Linked DNA regions of Homo sapiens: region 2 is linked to region 1. A link is a loop called in an ENCODE intact Hi-C map of the cell type or tissue named here. Cell type or tissue: mammary epithelial cell. All regions are shown on one strand. Links, peaks and the distances in the headings refer to the core of each region. The heading gives the core; the rest is flanking DNA.

Region 1 (2,933 bases), core at 177-2,676:
ACGTTCTCTCATTGGAAGCATTCTATTCATTCCTATGATTTGAACAGAGTTTTCAAAAATCTCAGAACAGATAATAAAGCTATATTTAAAAACTCCCAAATTTAGCAATGTAGTTTTTATTTAACTATCAGACTTGATGTGTGAATTAACTTAAAGACCCAGTCCCATGGAGGCCTTCTTAAGGGAAATTGTTGGGTTCTAACCCTGAAGTATGCCTCAGATAAAAATAAATATTAACAGTCACCAAAGGGCAGTTTTGATGCATCGATTATCCGATAAGATGAAATTCCTGAAGACTCATAAATAAAACAGAATGGATGGAGGATTTCAACTGCTGTTAGTCTCATATAGCCAAGTTAGTATGTCTGCCAAAGTCTTTTCCTACCCACATAATTTCATTTCCCAGAGAATGACAATCACTCTAATGATAACATGTACTTTTCCAGCATTTACTAGGTTCCAGTTAATGTGACATATATGCCACAGATATGAACTGATTTAATCCCCAACAACTCTATGGAGTACAGTACTATCATTATTCTCATTCTATAGCTGAGGTAACCGGGACAGAAAGGCTAAGTGATTTGGGTAAGGTCACACAGCTAAAAAGTGGTGAAGCAAGAATTTTAATCCATTCAGTCTGGCTCCAAAGTCTGTGGTATTATGCTCTTCTGACTCTACCACAACAGAGTAGAGACATTTCTATGGGAAACTGTTCTAGATCTAATTCTGAACAAAATGAAATTGGTAAAGTGAAAGTGTCAATAATCTTGAAAGGAAAAAATAATGTCATTTTACTGGCAGAAGGAAGGGAGACAGGACAGAAAAGAAATTTGAATCTGTAAGTACAGAATCAACATTGGTAACAGAATTAAAATCTAGGATTCACAAAGAGATTGTAATATTCCCAGACACATTTAATGATTTTCTTTTTTGACCTTAAAGCTCAGATCCCACCATAAAAGAACATTTAAATCTGTATCACCGTTGTCTGTCACTCCTGAAAAATCACAAAGACTCAACCCAGTAAAACAAGTTATTTCTATAGATAAGAAAAAAATATGAGCTAGATACTAATATAACTTTGTAGATCTGTATCTGGTGGATTTGTTTCTGTGGATTTATTTCTAAGAGAAGTTATATTTAACTTCTGGCTTTGGACTGTCCACAAGGGGGTAGTAATCCTTCATACTGAGTAATGTCATGGGCTTGGATTACAAAAACCTTAAAGAAATCGACATTTATTTTCTAAATCTAAAGAAACATTAAAAATTAAGCAATTTTCTAAAAATTTTTATCAACAGAGATCATCACCAATACAATAATGGTCTAAAAAGTGTTTATATGATTTTTCAAGGCCTTGAATTTATTTCCATTTAAATAAAGACCAAGGTAGATTTACATAAATCAACACAGATTACGTTAAATTTTTCAGGTAAAATTGTGAATTATAAAATACCTTCTTCATCTTCCCACTCTAGATCTAAGGATGTGCTGTCGTCATTTCCACTAGTTGATTTAGTTTTGGTCATTAAATCACAACTGCTTTCTGTATTTGGTGTCAAAACTGTAGCATCTGATGAGAGTCCTAGAATATACACGAAATACAATTGAATACTCTCATCTACTCTTCCACCGCAACAGCCGTTTTATTTTGTAACAATTATCTGTCTCTAAATATTATTATTATTACTTTTAGCTTCATAAGAAATAATTCTGGAAATCATTTTATTGGTAAGTTTCTGTTAGGAACAGTATAAAGAAACTTTTCTCTCTTTTTTTTTGCCATCTAAGCATAGCAAACATGCAAATATAAATGATTATAAACTTTTCAAATATGATTAACTCTAGATAATATTTTTAACAGTCAATTACAAAGCGGCACAAAAAACAATGAACAAGAAAGATAAAACAAAAAGCAACCTATATTTTCAAAAGGAACCACTACCATACTATGCTTCCAGTATTGGGAAGCATAAGAGTTTTTGCTTTTGAAACCTGAGGAAATATTTTAATCTTATAAGTCAATCTGTAATAAGTAAAAAATAAGTACACTTTTCTATTACTTCCTCCCACCTTTCCTTTCTTTTTTTTGGAAAGGGAAGGGTTAGGATCAGAGTAGAAATGGAAAAAGGAGTGCTTGACTTCCTATATGGATCTACAGAAATAGTCTGAGATTTTTCTTTGCTCCAACTTCTTTTTAAAAAGAAAAGATGAGGTTGTATAATTAATGACTACCTAGGAAATTGACCTATCTGGGAATTACAAATTTAAGAACAGAAAGTTCTTCTACAGAAACAGAGCCAGAATCTCTACTTATCTGTTTACTGTGGCATAAAAAGTACAGAAAATACTTTAAAAAACTTACTACTACTTCGAAAAACTTCATACTGTGACTTCATATTTCTCAAACAAGATTCGAAGTCATCTTCTGGTCCTGAACTGTAATAAAAGTGAAATAATTTTTTAATATATTCATGGTAGCTGCAATATGACAAATATATAAGCTAATGATGGCATTGTGGCTTGAAGACCTATGTCATACAAATTCATAACTGCTGTACAATTAGAATAACCTAATGAAAATAGTTCTTAATTTTCTTAATACTAAAATGAAACTGAAAATAAGAAGATTTTCATTAATCCTGAAGTCCAATCTCCAAAGCTTAGCCATAAGTCCAACTTTACAATAATGAATCATGAACAATATTCTTTGAATGAGTAGTGATACTTGTGGAAATGTGACACTGAAATATCTCTTCCAAAAAATGACCACACATAAACTTTATTATAAGAAAGAGAGGGACTAAGGAAAACACAAACAACTGGGGTATAAACAACTCACCCAAAGGCATTCAGCTATTGTATCACATCTATATGGGAAATGAGACCACTCTTAAAAATGCAATAAAGTCAGTTTAAATTAATAATAA
Region 2 (2,933 bases), core at 259-2,758, 52 kb after region 1:
ATTATGTGTTCAACTTATTGTGGGTACTTATTATATTTTGTGATGATTCTTTAGCTGCTTTGTCAAAAGGTGACAACTTTTTTCTTTCCCTTTAGCATGGTCAAATGACAGAGGTAAGGAATGTCACATCATAAAGCATACAAATTTATAGGGTTTGAGGTATATGGATTTTTTTTTCAGTGTATAGAGTGACTTGAAATATACTACAATATTTTCTGTGGTAACTTTTTAGCACATATTTTCTGATAGAATATAAGATGGAAGCTGGAATGGCACAATAGTATGCTTTCCATTTCAGACATATCAAGTCTGAGGGGTCAATGAGAAACAATACGACAAAGTCCAGAAATCTACTGGAAATGTGAAACTACACTGTGGGTAAAGGTGAGGCCTACAGACACTAGAGTTGGAAGTCAGGGCAGAGCAGCAGATGAAGTCAATAAGAGAATATGTGGAAATGGAAGAGAGGCCATGTGGTGTGAAGGGAAGATATATAAAGTATCTGCCATAGTGCTTGGCATGTGCTGTGCACCTTATACATGGTAGATGCTAACAGTGGATCTGCAGCTGAGGAACACTGGGATTACATAAAGGAAAAGAAGCCAGTGAGAGTGAATGTAGCGACATTTTAGGATATAAGGTAAATATACAAAAATCAATTATATTTATCTATGTACTAACAGTAAGCAGTTTAAAATAGAAAATTTAAAAATACTATTTACAAAAGAAACAAAAACCATGAAATACTTGGGATAACTCTAAATCAACTTCATTATTTTTCTCCTTTCATCTTCTATTTCTAATCCCATTCCCTCTCCTCCAGACACTAGAATTAATGCATGTAACATATGCCTTTACAATATGCTCTCCTAATACTTATTTGGACATATATGTATCCTTGAAAAAATACACAGTGGTCTTCCTGTGTATTTAATTTTTTTAATATAATTAGTGTAATTCTGGCCTTTTGTAATTTGGCCAATGTGTTCAGACAATTAAAAACTTACAAAACAAACAAAGTAAAACAAGACACAACCCCAAGAAGTTCAGGAAGTAACTGACAATTACTATATTGGAAGAAATAGTCATATACTTGTTATTTTGTTTCTATTATACTCCCTGGAGGCATTTGTTTTACATTTTTGGGGGGGAATTAAAGCTGTTTAAAGAATTTTCTTTTTTAGTGCTATACTGAGAAGTAATGGCAATATAGTTTTTGTCTTTTGTTTTTTTGGTGGTTTTGTTTGTTTTTGTGTTTATTTTGAGAGCTGGGATTCAGTTCTGAGGATTGCCTACAGGAAGACAATGCAGAAATACTCATGGACATTTCCATGACATATTTAGGAAGAGCTGCCACCTGCAGGTAAAAAAATGAAATAAATGCACTGGGCCTTTTTTTTCTTTTTGAATGAATGGAATTCATTATCACTACTTATTTTTCTTTATTTAAAATAATCTTGCTCCCTCTTTCTCCTGCCAATTTATGAATCTTTCCTGCCTCTCCTTTTCTTAATTCCCAATTCTTTCACTTTTTCTTTGGAAGAACATCATTCTCCTCACCTCCTTCATTCAGTCTACCTTCTACTCCACCAAAGACACATATGACAAGATGTCTAAAATACAGTGATTAATTTAGGGATTTAGTTTTAGTTTCAGTTTTCACACTTAGTATGTTAATGGCCCTAGGCTTTGTCACACATAAAACATTATCTTAGATTTTAGCCTCCAAACATTAGGAATATGCTTATTTGATTCTTTTTTTCTTGCTTTCATAGTTTTTTTTAAGTCTTACATTCAGCTTTCAGAAGTATCACTTTAGAATGGATTCACTATAAGGTCATAAACTTCTTTTATCATTTCTCTTAATCTCTGGGTTTTTCTGAAATTAAAGCTCTATCAATTCTTTCTTAAAGTTGTTTTTTTACTCAAGGCTATTTTTCTTTTGGTCTACAGTTAGATCACAGCTACCTGCATGAGGCTGCACTGACTGGATTTAAATATTCTAGTATTAGTTTCTATTACTTGTTTTTAAGTGGAAATAGCTTAATTTCCAATTAAAAATTTGTTCAAGACCTAAGAGAACTGTACTTTTACATTTGTATTGCTACATTTAAAATGAAGCAATATGTGTTAGTCACCCCTCGGTACGGTATGCTGACTAAAAAGTTGATTTCCGCATTTTAGTGGCTTAAAATAATAAACATTTACTTTTCATTCACAACACAATCCACTATTAGGACACCCTCTTTCTTCTTGTAGCTGTACCAGCTAGAACATGTGTTGTTCAAGGTTGCCATTGCAAGGAAAAAGAGGGATAAAAAAAGGCAACTTAGTTCTTAACTCTTTTATCATTTATGTGACATTCATTACTACCACTTACATTTTATTGGCCAAAAATTGTCATAAGTCCCCAAAGGAAGGCAGTGAAATATACACAAGCACATGGATATGTGATGAGAATTAGTAATCTTTATCACAGTACTTTTCTTGTTAGTCTTTGACTTTTTCTCACAGAGAGTAATAATATATGAAATGGAGAAAAAATTTTGAAACAAAAGAATTACAATCCGATCATATAACTTTCAAAATTAGTAAAGTAAGATTCAGAGGCAAATTAATACATATATTAGGCTTATTTTTAAAGCATAAAGTATACTCATACGAATCAACTTATTTTAAAGGGATTTGTAGAGATTTTAAAATACATCCACAAATTCTTTGCCATTCCTCCCTTCTAAAGGTGGAGACTGATTCCTCTCTCTCTGAGTATGGGCTGCACTTAGGGACTCACTTCTAATGAATTGAGTATGGTGGAAGTGATAATGTGCAGCTTCCAAGATGAGATCATAGAATGCTTTGTGGCCTGCTCCTTGCTCTCTCTTTCAGATCACTGGCCTGGGGGTGGGGCGGGAGCCAGGTGACAAGTTGGGAGG

What was found. Hi-C counts contacts between places; a loop is a spot of excess contacts. Peaks named below come from ENCODE experiments on the same cell type or tissue, not always from the same donor. Only the 100,000 strongest peaks of a DNase experiment are listed, where the experiment ranks them.
Region 2: it touches region 1 in a loop (15-fold over the local background); 11 of 110 quality-filtered maps call a loop at or near these places.

The regions. Positions count from the first base shown.
Region 1 is chr4:112,265,243-112,268,175 of GRCh38, reverse strand. AP1AR (adaptor related protein complex 1 associated regulatory protein) reads right to left here. Exons shown (of 10, transcript NM_018569.6): 8 at 2,369-2,442; 9 at 1,460-1,588; 10 at 1-32. Among named protein-coding and RNA genes, the nearest start is that of TIFA, 19 kb to the left of the region's middle. In mammary epithelial cell, for the core only: a CTCF peak has its summit at 1,178 (motif pointing right); no DNase peak of the experiment used is centred there.
Region 2 is chr4:112,213,299-112,216,231 of GRCh38, reverse strand. No RefSeq gene overlaps it. Among named protein-coding and RNA genes, the nearest start is that of AP1AR, 17 kb to the left of the region's middle. RefSeq lists a silencer at 2,705-2,933. In mammary epithelial cell, for the core only: a CTCF peak has its summit at 1,345 (motif pointing left); a DNase peak (open chromatin) is centred at 2,231; H3K27ac peaks cover 810 bases.